Regions from separate parts of the Homo sapiens genome. Here region 1 is linked to region 2. A link is a contact called in ENCODE Hi-C or POLR2A ChIA-PET data. All regions are on one chromosome and are shown on one strand. Each heading gives the region's core, a stretch centred on a gene start or an enhancer-like site at or near the end of the contact. The rest is flanking DNA. Distances are from core to core; before and after follow the strand shown.

Region 1 (2,700 bases), core at 67-2,566, 220 kb after region 2:
GCCAGCTCATGGAGGGCAACATGTCCATAGCTTGCTGACAGTATGCACTCACACAGTTCAGCTATTAATTTCAACGTGTTGATTAGGTGGTGTTTATAATATTTTTATTTTTTTAGAAACAGTTCTTTTACTTCCGAACAATGTAGTACAATTATCTGTGAGCATATCTGTGGTGTTTATGTATTTTCATTTTCCTGAAGAAAAAGCTTTCGAGAAGCCCTCATAACGGCCGGTGTGAAATGCCTGGGCAGTGACCGCCTCACCCCAGGAACAAGCCACGTGAAGGCCCAGGGTTGTCCCTCCTCCTCCTCCACACTTCGGAAGCTCTTTTCTTCCCTTCTTTCCACATTGTCCCTGCACATACACCCCTCGCCACCTCCTACCCCACACAAATTCCCAGCAGCTTTGGTGACAACTCAGACATTCCTCATTACACGGGTCTATACACAATCTTTTATGAGTTAATAACTACAGTTTCCCCCAAGGACAATGGTCACACTACATTTGTGGGACTCAAGGGCCCTTTTTGCTGAGGAAGGAAAGAAGCCAGGAAAAAAAGGAAGGAAGGAAGGAAAGAAGAAGGAAGGGAGAGAGACAAGGAAGGAAGAAAAGCAAAAAGAAGGATCTTCCCTAAAAGACAACTGAAGCCTCCACCTCTGGTGTCGGAAGCTGTTTGCAACCCCTTTCCCACTCAGGGAAGCGTTAAAGTTCTTAGGGGTCAGCTTGAGGTTGAGCCCGTTACACAGTGTGAGCACTCAGGTGTGAGCATGCAGGTGTGTTGTGTCAGCGTGTGTGTGAGGGTGATGTGTGTTCACACTGTCCAGGGCTAAAGGGGTTCAAAATACCCTTCTTATTCCATTTCCACCTCTTATGACCTTCAGAACCTTGAAGTTTTATCAGAGGAGTGCAATGGAAGCAGTTCCTCCTTCCATTGCAATCACCTTCTCTCATCTGTTGGGACCTTTAAGAAAAGGGTGGAGACTATTCCTGAGCCAATACTAAGGGATATTGCAAAAGGCAGAATGAAGCTGGGGACGTACAATGAGACCTCCTGGGAATGACTGCTGCGAGGAAGCAGCCTGAGCCAGATCTCTGGCAGGCGGTGTGAGGACCTCGTGATGGGGGCCTCATGATGGCCCTGACACAGCGGGGCCAGGCTTTTGAGTAGAAGGGACAGCTGCAGGGAGTTAGAGGTGCTGGCCCACGCAGGCAGAGGGGAGGAGTGCCAGCGATTATGTTGGCCTTTTTACACACTGATTTTTTTTTTTTCCCTGAAGGTAAGGATGGGGCAGAGAAGGTTCTCAAGCAATATTCTGAAATGAGCATGAATCGATGAATCATTTTCCAGAGCTTGGGGGCTTTCCAGGGACAGTGAGCCCCAGGAATCTGACACATGGACTCTTACCAAGAGAAATGGAATTCCTGAGTGGGGACTGCACAGGAAGCAGTAACGCTTTTCAGCATAAACTGTAGTCATCCTGGCCAGGGCTGCAGGCAAGTGAGGGAGCAGCTGCGCCCGGGGTCTAGCAAAGCCCTGGTTCCTCCAGTGAGACCCAAAGCATCTCCTGAAGGAAGGTCTCTTAAACGACCCTCAGAATCGGATTTCGCTCTGCATCGAGTTTTCTGAAACTTGAAGATCAAATGCTGAGGTTACAAATGCTTTCCATTATTTTCTTCATGGTTTTCTAGATTTTAAAACATTGCTCTAGCCAGGGTGTTTTCCCAGCCCCCACGTCCATGGCACCCCCAGTCTCTTCTCTGCACATCTGGATTTCCTACGGGGTTTCACTGGTGTCCAGGGCCGTCACCCAAAGGTGCCTGGCCTGGAGTAAGCAGAGGCTGGAACACAGCCTGAGCCTGGAACACAGCCTGAGCCCTGCTTGTCAAGTTCTGCTTCTGACCAGCGGAGGGGGGCCCAGACTGGGTGCCTATTTCTAATTCCTGGAAAGGTATGTGCCCGCCGAGGCCCAGCTGGTGTCCCCCTCTAGATGAAGTCACCTGCTGGGGCCACCACGACCCACCTGGGGCCCGCTGCCAGATCCCACCAGCCTCTGCCGCCTTTGCCCGGTGCCACTGCCACTGCCCCAGGTCACCACCATGATGATGAACCAGGCTCCCCATGAGGTGCCATAGCGGCACTATGTTGTCTGGGGTCTTCCAAGCCACGTTGTTACAGGAAAATGCTACACTTCCCAGATGGTTTCAAAGTGCAAGCTGCAATAACTCACAGAGCTTTGGTGAAGTCACTCATTCTATTTTAACTCAACTATGGAACTAACTCTACTGTTGAAGGCATGAGGGCGCCGGGCGGGGGAATGAACCAGAGTGGTGGCCATTCTGTGGGCCTTCCAACATTCCTCATCTTCGAGATTTGTCAGTAAGGGATTCTTACTGATTCAGACTTGGGTCTGGGTCCTCTTTGTGAAGATACACTTTGTGTCCTCAAATTTGAATGTTTTCCCAGAAAGCTCTTGTGTCCCCAAGACAGATTTCTGGTGGCCTCCCCATCACTGAGCCAGGCAGGCCCACACATGCCTGCCCCAGGCTTAGGGTGGGGCGTGCTCCATCAGAAAGAACAGGTCGATCTTCTTTCCTTCTTCCCTTCCTTCCAGGTTACACAGCGACATGCAAAGTCCTCCCCAGTATGGACCACATTGAAGCAGGTGTGAGGCAGACACCAGGGCTTCCCAGCCACCAGGC
Region 2 (2,700 bases), core at 82-2,581:
TCCACCCAGATGATCCAGGATGAACTCTTCTTCTCAGACTCCCAATTACTTCTGCAAAGGCTATGTTTCCAAATAAGGTCACATTCACAGGTTCTAAAGGTTAGGTAATGAACATATCTTTGTGGCAGAATTGGGGTGGAGGGGAGCGGAGGGAGGCTCACGGTTCAACCCATGGTAAGGAGTTTGGACCACGTGAATTCCAGGTCTCACTCAGCTCTGAAAACATACAAAAATGGCAAAGGGCAACTATCTCTACCACATAAAGAATACATCCAAGTGCCTCAGGTCAACATCAACATCCCAAGAAGTAAATGGACAGTTCACACATACAATTAGAAGATGCTCTAATTAGCAAGCAGACACACGTGGGAGTTTTGCCTTTCTAACGTCAGAGAGATGCAAACTAAAAAATTTGTTTAATCTCAGAAAACTAAAACCAAATGCTGGCAAGGATGTGATGGAACTGAGACTTAAACATGGATCTGCCATTTATTCCCTGGGACTGGCTCAGGGTAGGCACTTATTGATTTGACTTGCCGATGGATGGTTAATTGGCAAAACTCTTTGGGGGGAAACTGTGGCAACATATTCCAAGAACCTTGAAAATAAAGATGGCTATTGGCTGAAAATTCCTCATCTGTACTGAGAATTTATCCTAAGGAAATCATCCTTGTGAACAAATATTTGTCTCAGCATTATTTATAACATCTAAATAGTGCAAACAACCTAAGCCTTCAAGAGAATGGGAACAATTCTGCACAGAAGTTCCGCAGCCGTGAAAGTGATGTTAAAACCGGGAGAACAGATAAGGCTAGTTGAATAAATCGGGACCACTGAGGAGGAGGCAGGGGAGGTTTAGGGGTGCCAGCAATACTTCGCTGTGGGTGATCAAGAACATGATGTGATTGCTGTAGAATCACTTCCTTAAACTGTGCATTTGTATTATGTATTTTTTATGCTTAAAACACATTTTAAGAAAAACCGAAGATTTTATTTTTTCTTTTTAACAGCTGAATCCAAGAATCCTAGGACACTCTTAATTTGTCCCAGAAGTGTGAAGTCCACCTAGGGCATAGCCGTGAAGGGCTCCCAGAACTGTACGGGGAATTTTGAGGCTGGGGTACCGCAGTGAAGTGCAGCTCACCCGGGCGGAGCGCACCTGACCTGGCTTCCACACCTGGTGGAGCGCCTGGGAGGCCTCGCGGATAAAGCCCCGGGCAGCGCGTGACCCGCCCCAGCCCAGTAGTGGAGTCCCCGCCGCGGGCCCCTTGCTTGCAGGGTAGGTGTGGCCCGGTCGTCCCACTCTCCGCCCCCTCCTGCTCCTCCTCGCCGTGCCCAACCCGCCCGCTTCTCCTGCCTAGGCTCTTCTTTCTGCTCCTGTCGCCATGGCCCCGGCCTCGGCGCTCAAGCGACCCTCTCGCTCCGCCCAGGTCAGTGAAGGATGGGATGCAAGTGCCCGCCAAGCCCCCCGTTTCCCACGTGGAGTTCCCACAGGGCAGCAGGGAGGGGCCGCGCCTTCTCTAACTGACCCGAACCGACCCGGGCTTCACAGGCTTCGTGGAGAGCAGCTGCCCCGCCGGCATCTTCCGGATGAGGCTCTCTAGACAACAAAGCCTTCTACGCGGAAGTTACTGGTGACAGGGGAAGGACTCATGGGTTTTTGCAGCCCGGTGTCCCCAAAACAACCTCCTGACCCCCAGCCCACCCAGGTTCCCTGCTAGCCCGCCCAACCCAGAAAGACTGGCCTGCCTGGGGTCCAGCAAGGATACAGAATCGCGCAGCTGCCCCCCACAGCCTGCCGCCCAGCATCGGTTCTCCCACCCATCTGCCTGTCCCCACCCGCTATGAGACGCCCTGGGTCTGCTTCCCTGGGACCAGCCCTCAGCGTTGCCTTAAGTGATTCTGGTGCCAGGGACTCTGAGGACCCCCAGGCTCCTCCAGGCTGGCAGGTGACCATACTCCTTCCACTGCAGACCCCTGGATGCCCAGCTGCCGCACCTCCCGTGGCCCCACGCTGTGGCTACGTGTTGTCTGAAGACGCCTGGGGAAACCTTCAGGGCCTCTGTACTGGCCTGTCATGTGGTCAACCAGGTGAGCAAGCTTCTGAGATGCCCTTGTTCAATTGCCCAGGAAACAGGTGTCCAAGATTCATATGGAAGAAATCTGGCCCTGCCCTCAGCACTGAGGACATTTGGGGAATCCAGCATCCCCTCCTGGATGCAGATCGCTTCCGCCTGGCACAGGCTGTCTTCACAGCTGCAGAGTCCTCTTGTGTCTAAGAACAGAGACCACAGTTCCATCTTTGCCTTGCCAGGATTGACCTCTAATGAATAGATCACCTTTGTAAGGTGGACCAAAAAAAAAAAAAAAAAGAGCATTTCCAGGTGGCTGTAACTGACAGCTGGGAACTGCCAGAGTGTGGCAGGAGGCCCAAAGCTGTAGGAGTTTAGAGGAAGCCGCATGCAGGCACCTTGCGCTCAGATGAGGCATGGGGTAGAACTGCAGATGAGAGCAATCAGAAGGAGACTCGTGGGATAGCAGGGTTTAACCTGGCTACGATGTCAGCAAGGTGGACGGGGAGACTGGGGCCCCAGCTATGCCTGGATTTAGGGGTTCAAAGGTATAGGGAGCTAGCAGGAGCACTTCAACAGAACAGAGGTGAGATTAGTGTCAGATCACTAAATCCTAAGTCTCTTCTGT

What was found. Hi-C counts contacts between places; a loop is a spot of excess contacts on that map. ChIA-PET counts read pairs that join two places held with the same protein, here RNA polymerase II (POLR2A). Pooled maps may share reads with other maps.
Region 1: a loop to region 2 is called in a map of IMR-90, with 3 times the contacts of the local background. The contact joins the enhancer-like site here to the promoter of LINC00954 in region 2. A Hi-C loop is called at or near these places in 7 of 168 maps with a recorded cell type or tissue (A673, Caco-2, GM12878 and 4 more), 17 of 37 single-sample maps with no recorded cell type and 14 of 50 pooled maps. POLR2A ChIA-PET finds 5 or more read pairs at or near these places in 1 of 52 experiments (activated CD8-positive, alpha-beta T cell).

Annotation. Positions count from the first base shown.
Region 1 is chr2:20,090,460-20,093,159 of GRCh38, forward strand. The region is part of intron 2 of LAPTM4A-DT (LAPTM4A divergent transcript); the gene reads left to right. Among named protein-coding and RNA genes, the nearest start is that of LAPTM4A-DT, 40 kb to the left of the region's middle. RefSeq lists enhancers at 799-1,300, 1,301-1,800. Within about 2 kb of position 1,317, at least 10 of the 41 ENCODE cell types and tissues checked have a DNase peak (open chromatin) inside an H3K27ac peak, as active enhancers do; they include IMR-90 and mammary epithelial cell, where a contact is called at or near this core.
Region 2 is chr2:19,867,523-19,870,222 of GRCh38, forward strand. It overlaps LINC00954 (long intergenic non-protein coding RNA 954), which reads left to right and starts at 1,332. Exons shown (of 10, transcript NR_033875.1): 1 at 1,332-1,430; 2 at 1,974-2,091. RefSeq lists an enhancer at 1,044-1,093.